Linked DNA regions of Homo sapiens: region 1 is linked to region 2. Evidence: chromatin contacts called from ENCODE Hi-C or POLR2A ChIA-PET data. All regions are on one chromosome and are shown on one strand. Each heading gives the region's core, a stretch centred on a gene start or an enhancer-like site at or near the end of the contact. The rest is flanking DNA. Distances are from core to core; before and after follow the strand shown. Region 1 overlaps CDS2 (CDP-diacylglycerol synthase 2). Region 2 overlaps SLC23A2 (solute carrier family 23 member 2).

What was found. Hi-C counts contacts between places; a loop is a spot of excess contacts on that map. ChIA-PET counts read pairs that join two places held with the same protein, here RNA polymerase II (POLR2A). Pooled maps may share reads with other maps.
Region 1: a pooled map shows a loop between it and region 2 (3-fold over the local background). The contact joins two enhancer-like sites. A Hi-C loop is called at or near these places in 2 of 50 pooled maps. POLR2A ChIA-PET finds 5 or more read pairs at or near these places in 2 of 52 experiments (activated CD4-positive, alpha-beta T cell and activated T-cell).

Annotation. Positions count from the first base shown.
Region 1 is chr20:5,169,059-5,175,094 of GRCh38, forward strand. CDS2 (CDP-diacylglycerol synthase 2) reads left to right here. Exons shown (of 13, transcript NM_003818.4): 2 at 4,465-4,601. Among named protein-coding and RNA genes, the nearest start is that of CDS2, 45 kb to the left of the region's middle. RefSeq lists enhancers at 1,235-1,734, 3,103-3,242, 3,885-4,179 and a silencer at 3,885-4,179. Within about 2 kb of position 2,158, at least 12 of the 41 ENCODE cell types and tissues checked have a DNase peak (open chromatin) inside an H3K27ac peak, as active enhancers do.
Region 2 is chr20:4,971,857-4,978,101 of GRCh38, forward strand. All of the region lies in intron 1 of SLC23A2 (solute carrier family 23 member 2), which reads right to left. Among named protein-coding and RNA genes, the nearest start is that of SLC23A2, 27 kb to the right of the region's middle. RefSeq lists enhancers at 1,266-2,465, 1,721-2,030 and a silencer at 1,453-1,653. Within about 2 kb of position 1,780, at least 27 of the 41 ENCODE cell types and tissues checked have a DNase peak (open chromatin) inside an H3K27ac peak, as active enhancers do.

The sequences.
Region 1 (6,036 bases), core at 908-3,407, 200 kb after region 2:
AGGGGTGGACCCTCAGAGGAGCTTCCCCCTTCCTTTAAAGCAGCACTCTTGTTTCCTGTTTATACCAGCACTACAACCCCCTTGGGAAATGGCTGAGGAACTGTGGGAGGCGGTGGTTGAGAGAGAACCTGAGAGGGTCTGCCCCACCTGGCCTCTGTTCCCGGCCCTCGGGATTGAAAGGGAAGGAAGGAGGAGGGGTGCCTGGGAGCTGGGTGGATATGAGTCAGAAGAGGCAGGGCAGCCTCTCCCTGCTGTGCTGGTCTCAGTACCCACCAGGAGTGAGGCAGGAGTGGATGCTGGTCTGGTCCTGCTGCCAGGGCTGCTGCAGGGGCACCAGTCAGGCACATGAGCAGGAAAGTGGGTACTATCATATCTCAGTGTAGTCTGGACACTTTGGTCCATCATAGGTCAAGTAGAATTAATTAGCTCATTAGTTCAACAAATCTTGGGGCACCTGCTATGTTCCAGGCACTGCTCAGTGCAGTGGTGAACAGGTAACTCCTGGCCTCTGACACACTGCCGTGTCTGACATGTATATGGTGTTTTTACCATGTTCCCAGTTTACACTCATGAACATATGCATATGTCTTGATAATGCCCATTACAAAGCATACATGGGAAAGAAAAGAAGAATGAGGTAAGTAGAGATGAGTTCTAAGATTTCCTCCCACACTTTGGCAGATGGTTCAGCTTCAGAGTCTACTAGCATGGACTGTTGCTTTAATGGGTAGCTTTTGTGTTTCAGACACCACCTTACACAGTTTTGAGTCGGGGCTACCAGTGTGAAAGAGCTTGAAGCAAGGTAGGCAAATGCTGTGCCCAGATCATTTATTAGCACTTGGCCCCAGCAAGGCCTGATGCTCTCCTTGGGAAGGGTGCCCAGCTTGTCTGGGGTGGGTGTTTTAGGGTCTCGTGCTTCTGTCCTGTGTGCTGTGGTCAGGCTACTCAGGGGAGTGCGGCAGGCACCTGCTGCTATTCAGTACTTTATAGTTTTCATAGCCTTTCATCGGGGTCGCATTGGTCATCCCAACAACCTTCCGAGACAGGGATTCCTTCGCCGCTGAAGACCAGAGGATGGAGGCCTGTGCTGTGTGTCATGAGTGTCAGAGCTGGCCCTGGGCCTTGCTTTCCTGGACTGGCCACTGCCTTATTCTGCAGAAAGTTTTTCTTGACATCTCCCCACCTCGCTGTGCCCAGAGGAGCAAACTGATGAATGTGTTCAGCATGTACCACCTTTCTTGTGGGAAGGAGCATGGGTTCCAGGTCCCTGCCTGCTTCCAGACCCTCTGTGGAAGCTGCCGCTGGCACTCAGCTTCCTTTTCCGGGGTATGAGCAACTGTGTCTCCAAGCAGAATGCCTTTGTCCACGGGGTGGGGAGGAGCTGGAAGACTGCAGGCCTCCAGGTTCTTTCTCTCAGGTTTCTGTTCCCTTTGGCGTCCACAGGACATCAGGAGCCAGGTGGCTGGCTGACCTGTCCCCCTCCTCCTCTGTGTCTTCCCCAGGCTGTGCAGTTTCCCCGCTCACAGGGATTTGCCGTTGGCACCTGTTCGGCCCTGTCTCAGCATGTGGGAGAGAGTGGTCTGTAGGTTGGTGTTGGTTTCCTGCTCAGAGGATGCTTCCTCAGTAGGCCCGGCTGAGGCCCAGGGAACCTGGAGTTACTCACTTAAAGGTAGCAAAAACCTAGAAAGTTAATCTCTTTCAGGCTTGTTTGTTCAGTGGTTTTTTGAAAAGATCAACAAAATTGATAGACTGCTAGCAAGGCTAATAAAGAAGAAAAGAGAGAAGAATCAAATAGACGCAGTAAAAAATGACAAAGGGGATATCACCACCGATCCCACAGAAATACAAACTACCATCAGAGAGTACTATAAACACCTCTACGCAAATAAACTAGAAAATCTAGAAGAAATGGATAAATTCCTCGACACATACTTCATTTCTTAGTTGTTCAGCTCAGTCCGCCTGAGGTCTTGGTAACAATAGTTGCGATATCTTTGTAACAGTTCTCTATCTCCTTTTACTACTCTCTGCCTCTGGATACCCCTCTTCACTTCACCCCTTCCTACAAGGAAGGAGTCAGGTCTGACAGTGTTGCAGGATGCAGTGCTGGGCTAACGGAAGGTCCAGAGAGGCTCTTAGCACGGAGCTGGAGCTGCCTGCTCCTCCCTCGCAGGACGCTGCCTGGGTTCCGTTCCTGTCCTTCCCTGCCTGGGGAACTAGCAGCCTTTGTGAGTCTCCTTGACAACAGGATGGATAAGTTAAAAATAACCTTGTGCCGGGCTTTCTGTGTGTGAGTGCCCTCTCCCCTGCTGCTCTGGAGCGCAGTCCCTGCAGCTTCTAGAGGCTCCTGAATGCATCTGTGGGAGCCTCAGTGGGGTCCAGGTGCTAGCATTTTGAAGCCCCGAGGTTTTAGAGGTCAAAGCCAGGTGATCAGGCAGCATCATTACCTTGTAACTCGCAATGATTACCGTAATATTACTGGCAACTGGTGGTTGCCGATGGTGTGTGGGTGTCAATGTTGAAATAAAGATTGGACAGCTGTTGTGAATGCTTTGTCTTCATTTAGTCTCCCTGGAGAGGGACGACTCTGGAGACCTTACTGTGTTTCAGAAACTCTGGAGTGGTGTACTGGGACACAGCCCTGGGTGAGAGTTTGGTTATGTCGCTTCAAGGAATCCCCATGGGAAGGAGGGTCCTTACCTTATATAAGGTGAAGACGCCAAAGTACAGAGGCACTTGGGTGACTTATCCAGAGCCACCTGTCTCGACTGTGGCAGAGTAGGGAGCAGTCTGTGTCTTCAGAAGCTGTGGCTCTCTCCCTTGGATCCTAATGATGAGGCCGTCTTTATTGGGCCTTTACCAAAGCCAGCTGTCTCTTTTTTATCAGCAGTCTGCACTAGGCGAGGCCCTCTGTGTTGCTAATCTGTTTTGTTTTTCTGTTTTGCTCATCTGCACTAGTTAAGGCCCTCTGTCTTGTCACAGTTGTAAATTAATTTAGAAAGAGCTGTCTCCCTGAGGGCAGGGGCTGGGTTTTTCTTTACACACCTGGACCTAATTCTTCTCTTCTTCCATCCATTAGTAAGTGTTTTGCTGTGTGCCGTGCATGGGGATAATGAGAACAAGAAGTTATGTTCTTGTCTTTAAGGAGTTTGTCGTCAGCCAAGGAGACATTTACAAAAGTCCCCGTTGTGGTCAGCGCTGAGAGGGAGAAGGTTCTAGTGTTAAGAGAGCAAATCACTGGGGTGTCTAACCTCGCCTGAGGTGAAGGTGGGGGTTAGAGCAGTCTGAGAGAACATATTAGTAACACAAAGTACTCAAATCTGGAGCACATAAACCACTACAAATCAATAAAAAAAGGAAGGCAGAAAACTCCGTAGAAAAACTAGCCAGTGATTTGACAGACACTTGACAGAAGATACCAAGTGGCCAGTGAACATGTGAGACAGTCACAATTCCGTGTATTCATCAGTCATCAGGGAAGTCAGAGGACCTGGGTTAATATGAGACATTGGGCCACGCATTGAACTTCCCAGATCCCGTTTCTTATTTGTAAATGGGGCTTCTCCTGTCCCTTCCCTTCCTCCCAGTACTGCTCTGAAGCTTGCATGGGAAAGGCTCTTCAGACCTTGCAGGGCTATACAGATACTAAGTAGTGTTGTTACTCTAAGTGATTTACTTTCTCCTCCACCTCTTCTCATAGCAACTATTCTGAATTCCCCTATGAAAGAAAATACTTGAGTGGTAGGATGGTTCCTAGGATTCAGAATAGCCTGTCCCTTGATACTTTGGGTAAAGAGCTTGCTGCTGGCATGGCTCTGGTTCCCTCACCCAGGCTGGGAGCAGGGTGACTTCCTGTGGGTCTTTTGTCACCCAGGGCCTGGTGGCAGGGAAAGGACTGAGGTGCACCAGTCCTGGCTCGAGCGTTGTCTGGAGTAGGCTGTCTGGTTCGTTGTCCACACTGACTGTGATTGACCTCCTCACAGAGTGCTCTAGTGAAGTCCGGAAATAACACTCTGGACTTGGGACATGTTGACATTAACAGGTCTACAGGGGCAACAGCCTCACCACCTGGCTTCCCCTGAGAGAGCCTGGTCAGTGCCATTGGCTGCCCTAGCAGGCTCAGGGATAACCTCCTGTTAAAACCGGTCCCAGCCTCCCTTTTGCATTCTTTGGATACAAAGGAGCCATGTTCTCTCTCTTTTGGATCTGCCCTCTGCGGTTAAGCAGATGGTACGCGGTGCAGATGCACACCTCTCTTCCAGCAGAGTGTGGCTGGCCACCTTGGCACATGTCACAACAGTGTCAGGATTGCTGCTAGTCCTGTCAGTCCCATCACCTGACTGTGCCAGGTTCTTAGGCCCTGTTTGGAGTCTTTCCCCACAGATCTCTCATGACAGGCATAGACTTCTCAATGGTCTACTCGGCACTTTTGACCTTTTTCTCTTCTGTATTTCTGCCACTTAGGAGTCAGAGTCAGAAGCAAAGGTAGATGGAGAGACTGCATCGGACAGTGAGAGCCGGGCAGAATCCGCACCCCTGCCAGTCTCTGCAGATGATACCCCGGAGGTCCTCAATAGGGCCCTTTCCAACTTGTCTTCAAGGTAACCTGGCTTAATGATGCAGGTGCTTGTTGGGGGCTTTGCACCATGTCCAAGTGCCCTGGAAGAGCCTGCAGAGAGCCCGTGGTCTTGCAGAGCAGGCCCGCTGTCTTGCCTCAGCCTCCCATGCCACTGCTCCAGGCTCCATTGAGTGTAATCTAGTGCTTAGCAGTGGCAGTGAGCACAGTGACCAGGAGGGGAGGGCAACCAAGGCTGGAAGGATCTGGCCCCGGAAGGGTGCTTCAGACTGGACTAGGAAGTGCAGTTCAAAGAGGAAGAGGGGACAGGAGGGATGGAGGTGGGTGAGGTCAGCTGACACTGCACAGCACAGGAAACCAGCCTTGGGTTTGCGATTAATGGGCAGGCTGCTTTTCACTGAGGAGTCCACGTTTCCAGTTCAGAGTTTAGTTTCTCTCACATCCTTTGTGAACAGTTCCTTAAATTCTCCAGGAAGAACTGGGAAACATCTTAACCTAGGTGAATCTAGTGTTAAAACTTTTGGCCCTTGAGAACCTGGTTCTTTTAACACAGCTATGTGAGTAGATCAAAAACACATTATAAGACCCCAAAGCATTATCTCAGTGTTCCTATGTGTGCCTCCAACTGTCCCCTTGGGAGTCTGAATTGTGCAGTGGTTAAGGGCGTGGACTTTGCAGCCAGACCCTTGGATTCAGATCCCAGCTTTACTGTTTGCCAGCTGTTTGACCTGTGCCTCCATTTCCTCATCTGTAAAAGCGAAGTGTGTTGAGGATTGAAGGAGTTAATATATGTAAAGTCCTCATAAAATTACCTTACTCAGGCCGGGTATGGTGGCTCACGCCTGTAATTCCAGCACTTTGGGAGGCCGAGGCGGGTGGATCAGGAGGTCAGGAGATCGAGACCATGGTGAAACCCCGTCTCTACTAAAAATACAAAAAAATTAGCTGGGTGTGGTGGCAGGCGCCTGTAGTCCCAGCTACTCGGGAGGCTGAGGCAAGAGAATGGCATGAACCTGGGCGGAGCTTGCAGTGAGCTGAGATTGTGCCACTGCACTCCAACCTGGGCTACAGAGGAAACTCTGTCTCAAAAAAAAAAAAAAAATTATGCATATTTATGGTAGCTGTTATTATCATTGCATAATGTTACTATTATTCCCATAATTATTCAGGGCAGTGCAGTGTAGGATCCTGCTGCTGGAAAAAAATATTTTTTTCTTCAGATAGTCAGCTGTAGAAACCATCCAAGTGGATACAGAAGCAGAGGGCACTACATTTCCCTTGGTTTTTTTGTTTGTTTGTGTTTTGCCTGATACCTTCTTTAAGATATAAGCTAGGTTTATTTTTTGCCAAGTTTGGTTGTGACTTAGGCATTGGTACTAGTGGTCCTGCTCCTGCCAGCATGTGGCTGGTGCCTCCGTCACGGTGAATCTGGAAAGGACTGAGCTCAGGGCCCTCATCTC
Region 2 (6,245 bases), core at 530-3,029:
TCCCTAGCACAGGGTCTTTGATTTAAAAAAAATAAATAAATAAGTCACTTTCTGTTAAAGCCTCTTAAAAATGTACTAGCACACGGGGAGGGTGCTTCTCAAAAAGCCGGTCACATTCTGTTTCTCAAACTGGGATATGAGCAGGTACACAGATGTTTCTTTTACTATTTATTAAACGGCTATGTTTTATCCACTCTTGTACCTATGCATATGTTCCACAATAAAGGGAACCCAGAGCCTGACTCAGTGGCTGTCTTGGGAACAGCCATCCCAGCCCCAGCCATGAGCCTGGCCCTCCCTTGTGAAGAAAAACGTGCAAGGCAACCAACAGTTTAGCCAGATTTTCACTGGAAAATCCTTATGTTGAGACATCAACTTTTACCATTTGTTCTTGGGCAAGTTAGCATCAACAATCGCCAACGGCCCCAAGTTAAATAGCACACAAATGCCATCAGACTGGTACCAGTCCAGCCTTCAAGGAACCATTAATGAGTCTTTTTTTTTTTTTTAATTTTGGAAACTAAACACTGGTCTTGTGCTATTTGGGAAAAAATACTCACTTTAAATTATTAGAACGTGAATGAAGAAATTGATGTCTTTCCCTTTCTAAAACATTTTGCATGCAAGGAAAAAAAAAGTAGTAATTTATTTCTCAAAATAAAATCTCTACACATAAATCTATCTTAAGCTATGTGGGGGTTTTTGGGGGGTTTTTTGGGGTTTTTTTGTTGTTGTTGTTGTTTTAAATGAGACAGAGTCTCGCTCTATCAGCCAGGCTGGAGTGCCGTGGCGCAATCTTGGCTCACTACAACCTCCACTCCCGGGTTCAAGCGATTCTCTTGCCTCAGCCTCCCGAGCAGCTGGGATTACAGGTGCCCGCCACCATGCCTGGCTAATTTTTTGTATTTTTAGTAGAGACACGGTTTCACCATGCTGGCCAGGCTGGTCTTGAACTCGACCTTAGGTGATCCACCCGCCTCGGCTCCCAAAGTGCTGGGATTACAGGCACAAGCCACTATGCCAAGCCTTAAGCTATGTTTATCAGAAATTTGCAATGTCAGAAGGGAGGCACAAAGGTGACATCCATCAATGTCTAGTCAAGAGGAATAATGAAAAGAACATGAGAAAAGAAAACAAGAGAGACACTTTAAAAGAATGGCTTACTTTCAGTTAAGTTATAATAACAAATACAGTTCCTTGAAAAATACAGGTTGTACAATATGTGTGGTTATGATTTCACTTTTATTAAAAGGATAATTACATAGTATGCATTTGTGTACACAGAACAGGGCTGGCAAGGATACAGATCAAACTGCTTTGAAGTGGTGGGGGGACATAAGAAAAGATCGTGTGACCTTCTCAATTTACTAAACACAAGTCTGACAAGCTAGAATTATTTTTCAACATGTGTATGCTTCTTTTGCAAATCCTTTAAAAAACTATTAATTAAAAACGGCTCCATGAGGGCAAAGTGCAAATTAACAGAATGTCATTTTTAGCTACAAATCATTGGAAAATTCTGAATGGGGAAGCGAAAGTACTATGACTCCTTAAAGACATGTTTTTGGAGAGTATTTTTCTAAGCTGAGTGGCAAGATGGCTGGAAGGACTTAACTACTGCACAGAACAAGTACTGAGACCAAACCACAGAACTGGGTCAGAGGTTTTAATACTGGGAACATGCAAATACATTTTTGAGAAAGGAATCTCTGAGGAAGGAGTTAAGAAGGAATCACGATACAAACAAAAACAAGACTGAGCTATCAGTAAGCAACCTTGAACTTCTGGCAGAGCGCTCCGCTGAATGCCCCTCCCATTCGTGGGTTCCACCGCACTCTGGAAACATGAAAACTGTCCTTTGCACGCAAGGCTACGGGGCTGAGATCAAAGCCTGGGCGCTGCGGCAGGTCAGAGGAAACATCACTTGGGACACACTCATGGCCACATGACTTTCCCCCATCAAGGCCCGCTGAACTCTCAAGAATCTGTTCACAGTGCTTCTGTTGCTTCTTAATTAGGATGTGCAAAAGTACATACTACATGCTGTGGTTTCCAGACACTGACTTCATACAGAAAACATTCAACAAAAAACTGGGGAAGAAATACTACAGAATTGCCATCTGTGTATCTTACTATGTTATTTAACATCTACCACTGACTCAACATCATTTCCTTAAAAAGGGATGTTAACTCTTCAAAAGCAGGAAGGAGAGAATGCCAGGGCCAGTATCATAACAGGCCAGAACCTTTGAACAGCCAAATCATTCTATCAATTCAGTAGATGCCAAAAAGGCTGACAAAACACTTCCTCCTGATTTAAAAAGCAAAAACCAGCCAGGCGCGGTGGTTTATGCCTGTAATCCCAGCACTTTGGGAGGCTGAGGTGGGTGGATCACCTGAGGTCAGGAGTTGGTCAGCCTGACCAACATGGAGAAACTCCATCTCTACTAAAAATACAAAATTAGCCAGGCATGGTGGCGCATGCCTGTAATTCCAGCTACTCGGGAAGGCTGAGGCAGGAGAATCGCTTGAACCCAGGAGGCGGAGGTTGCGGTGAGCCGAGATCGCGCATTGCACTCCAGCCTGGGCAAGAAGAGCGAAACTCCGTCTCAAAAAATAAAAAAAATAATAATAATAAAAATAAATAAAAAGCAAAAACCAAATATCTTCAATGCAAATTAAAAGATACTTCCTGAATATGACAAATATCTTCTGAAAACAAGGGCAAACTCAAACACTACATATTCTTCATGCTTTGGCATTTTGTTTTTTAAGTTTATTTTTAACCTTATACTACCCTTATATCCTTTATCCTTATACTATCATTCCCAATGTTTGTATTTTTTTCAAGGTCTTACAAAAGAGGCACATGTATGCACTTGAAAATCTTGATGAAATGGGCAATTTTGGGGGGAAAGCTATTTTTTCAGTGTTTTTGTTTTTGTTTTTGAGACGGAGTCTCGCTCTGTCACCTAGGCTGGAGTGCAGTAGCGTGATCTCAGCTCACTGCAACCTCCGCCTCCAGGGCTCAAGCGATTCTCCTGCCTCAGCCTCCCGAGTAGCTGGGATTGCAGGGCCCACCACCACACCTGGCTAATTTTTGTATTTTTAGTAGAGATGGGGTTTCATCATGTTGACCAGGCTGGTCTTGAACTCCTGACCTCAAGTGATCCACCCGCCTTGGTCTCCCAAAATGCTGGATTACAGGTGTGAGCCACCGTGCCTGGCCAAAAACTATTTTTTGAAAACCTGAACAAGTAACAATAAATGGAGAAAATTACAAAAGCAAATTACTCTTTTCCAAAAGGTGCTAGGCCCAGACAAATTCTTAGTTATTTCCCAGCCTTCCTCGTAAGAAATGGGAAATGAAAAAGCTTCCCAATTCCTTCTGGGAATGCAGACAAACTGACAAAGCACAACGGAAGAAAACTATGTATTTCTTCATTGGTGCAGCGGTGAGTAAGAAAAAAAGAAAAAGAAAGAATATGACGTTAACCTCACTTGCCATTCCTAGATTGTTTTTTATTACTTATTTATTTTTTGAGACAGAGTTTCACTCTGTTGCCCAGGCTGGAATGCAGTGGTGCCATCTTGGCTCACTGCAAACTCCACATCCCGGGTTCAAGCCATTCTCCTGCCTCAGCCTCCCAAGTAGCTGGGATTACGTGCACGCACCACCACGCCTGGCTAATGTTTGTATTTTTAGTAAAGACAGGGTTTCACCATGCTGGCCAGGCTGGTCTCAAACTCCTGACCTCAAGTGATCCACCTGTCTTGGCCTCCCAAAGTGCTGGGATTACGGGCGTGAGCCACCGTGCCCCGCCTGTTTTTTTTTTTTTAATTTTTGCAAATATGACATGTAAAGAATGACATCTGGTTTTGATCTTGATTTCTTTGATCCATGTGTCTACAGTTCTTTTATGAACTGTAAGTGCCTTTTACCCATTTTTTTCAGTACGTGTTTGGGTTTTTCTGATTCATTTGCAAGAGTTTCTTTCTTTCTTTTTTTTTTTTTGAGACAGAGTCTCGCTCTGTCGCCCAGGCTGGAGTGCAGTGGCGCGATCTCGGCTCACTGCAAGCTCTTCCTCCCGGGTTCACGCCTTTCTCCTGCCTCAGCCTCCCGAGTAGCTGGGATTACGGGCACCTGTCACCAGGCCCGGCTAATTTTTTATATTTTTAGTAGAGACGGGGTTTCACCGTATTAGCCAGGATGGTCTTGATCTCCTGACCTTGTGATCCACCTGCCTCGCCCTCCCAAAGTGCTGGAATTACAGGCATGAGCCACCACGCCCGGCCAAGAGTTTCTTTTTTTTTTCCTACTTTTACTTTGCTTTTTCTTTTTGCAAGAGTTTCTTATAGGTTAAGGATATTAACCCTTTGTCTACTGAAAGCATTTTCCCCAGAAAAAGCAAATGACTGCTTTTTCCATTTTGTTTATACCACTTGAAATAGAGGACATTTTTTAAGTCTCTCTTAAGTCATACTAGTATCTTTTTGCAATTTCTTCTATTACTTTTGTGCTAGAAAGTCCCTCCCCGGCCGGGCACGGTGGCTAACGCCTGTAATCCCAGCACTTTGGAAGGCCAACATGGGCGGATCACCTGAGGTCGGGAGTTCGAGACCAGCCTGGCCAACACGGTGAAACCCCATCACTACTAAAAATACAAAAATTAGCTGGGCGTGGTGGCATGCACCTGTAATCCCAGCTACTCGGGAGGCTGAGGCAAGAGAATTGCTTGAACCCGGAGGCAGAGGCTGCAGTGCGCCGAGATCATGGCATTGCACTCCAGCCTGGGGGACAAGAGCAAGACTTCATCTCAAAAAAAAAAGAGAGTCTGCCGGGCACGGTGACTCATGCCTGTAATCCCAGCACTTTGGGAGGCTGAGGCAGCAGATCATGAGGTCAAGAGATCGAGACTATCCTGGCCAACATGGTGAAACCCTGTCTCTACTAAAAATACAAAAATTAGCCAGGTGTGGTGGTACACGCCCGCCTGTAGTCCCAGCTACTCAGGAGGCTGAGGCAGGAGAATCACTTGAATCAGGGGGGCGGAGGTTGCAGTGAGCCAAGATCACACCACTGCACTTCAGCCTGGGTGGCTGAGAGAAGCTCCATCTCAAAAAAAAAATAACAAAAATGCATATCCAATGAAATCACTGTTCTAGAAAAGTAATTAGATGAATGTAATTGTACATATTTCAGTTGTAGGACAAGTAGAATCCACTATGTAAAGACTGAATGAATAAATTACGATAGCAAAACACTGTATGATAAAATACTACAGGGCCACTCTGCAGTATACTATCATGACACAGGGAAATAGTTATGATCTATTACAAAGTGGGGTGAAAAAAGGCAGAACATCTCTCTCTTTATGAACATGACTTCTTCAGCAAGATAGGCATTCTAGGACACTTACTACAATATTAACTGGATCTTCCCAGGGTTTCAGATGTAGGTGGTGTCCTATTTCTTTTTGTTTTTCTACTTTAACCATTATTAATGAACACGTATTATTATTATTTTTTTTTAATAAAGACAAGCTCTCAAGCTGGGCACCGTGGCTCATGCCTGTACTCCCAGCACTTTGGGAGGCTGAGGTGGGCAGATCACGAGGTCAGGAGTTCGAGACCAGCCTGGCCAACATGGTGAAACCCTCCCATCCCCGACTCTACTAAAAAACTACAAAAATTAGCTGGGCATGGTGGCATGCACCTGTAGTCCCAGCTACTGGGGAGGCTGAGGCAGGAGAATCACCTGAAATGGGGAGGCAGAGGCTGCAGTGAGCTGAGACTGCACCACTGCACTCCAGCCTGGGTGACAGAGCGAGACTCTGTCCCCAAAAAAAAAAAAAAGAAAAGAAAAGAGACGAGATCTCATTATGCTGCTCAGGCTGGTCTCGAACTCCTGAGCTCAAGTGATCCTCCTGCCTCAGCTTCCCTAAGTGCTAGGATTACAGGTATGAGCTACCACACCTGGCCTATTTGTGATTTTTTAAAAGCTCAAAATTCATAAATATATATGCAAGACAAGTCACTAAAAACAGTTTTGCTCAATGCCTAAGTTGTACTTATCATGAAAAAACGAAAGATACTGGTAGTGGCTCACACTGTATAATCTCACTTGAGCCAAGAAGTTCAAGACCAGCCTGGGCAACATAACAAGGGTCTCTACAAAAACAAACAAAAAAATTAAAGACACCTTTCCTAATTTACTCCCGTATTATAAACGGGATAATAAACTC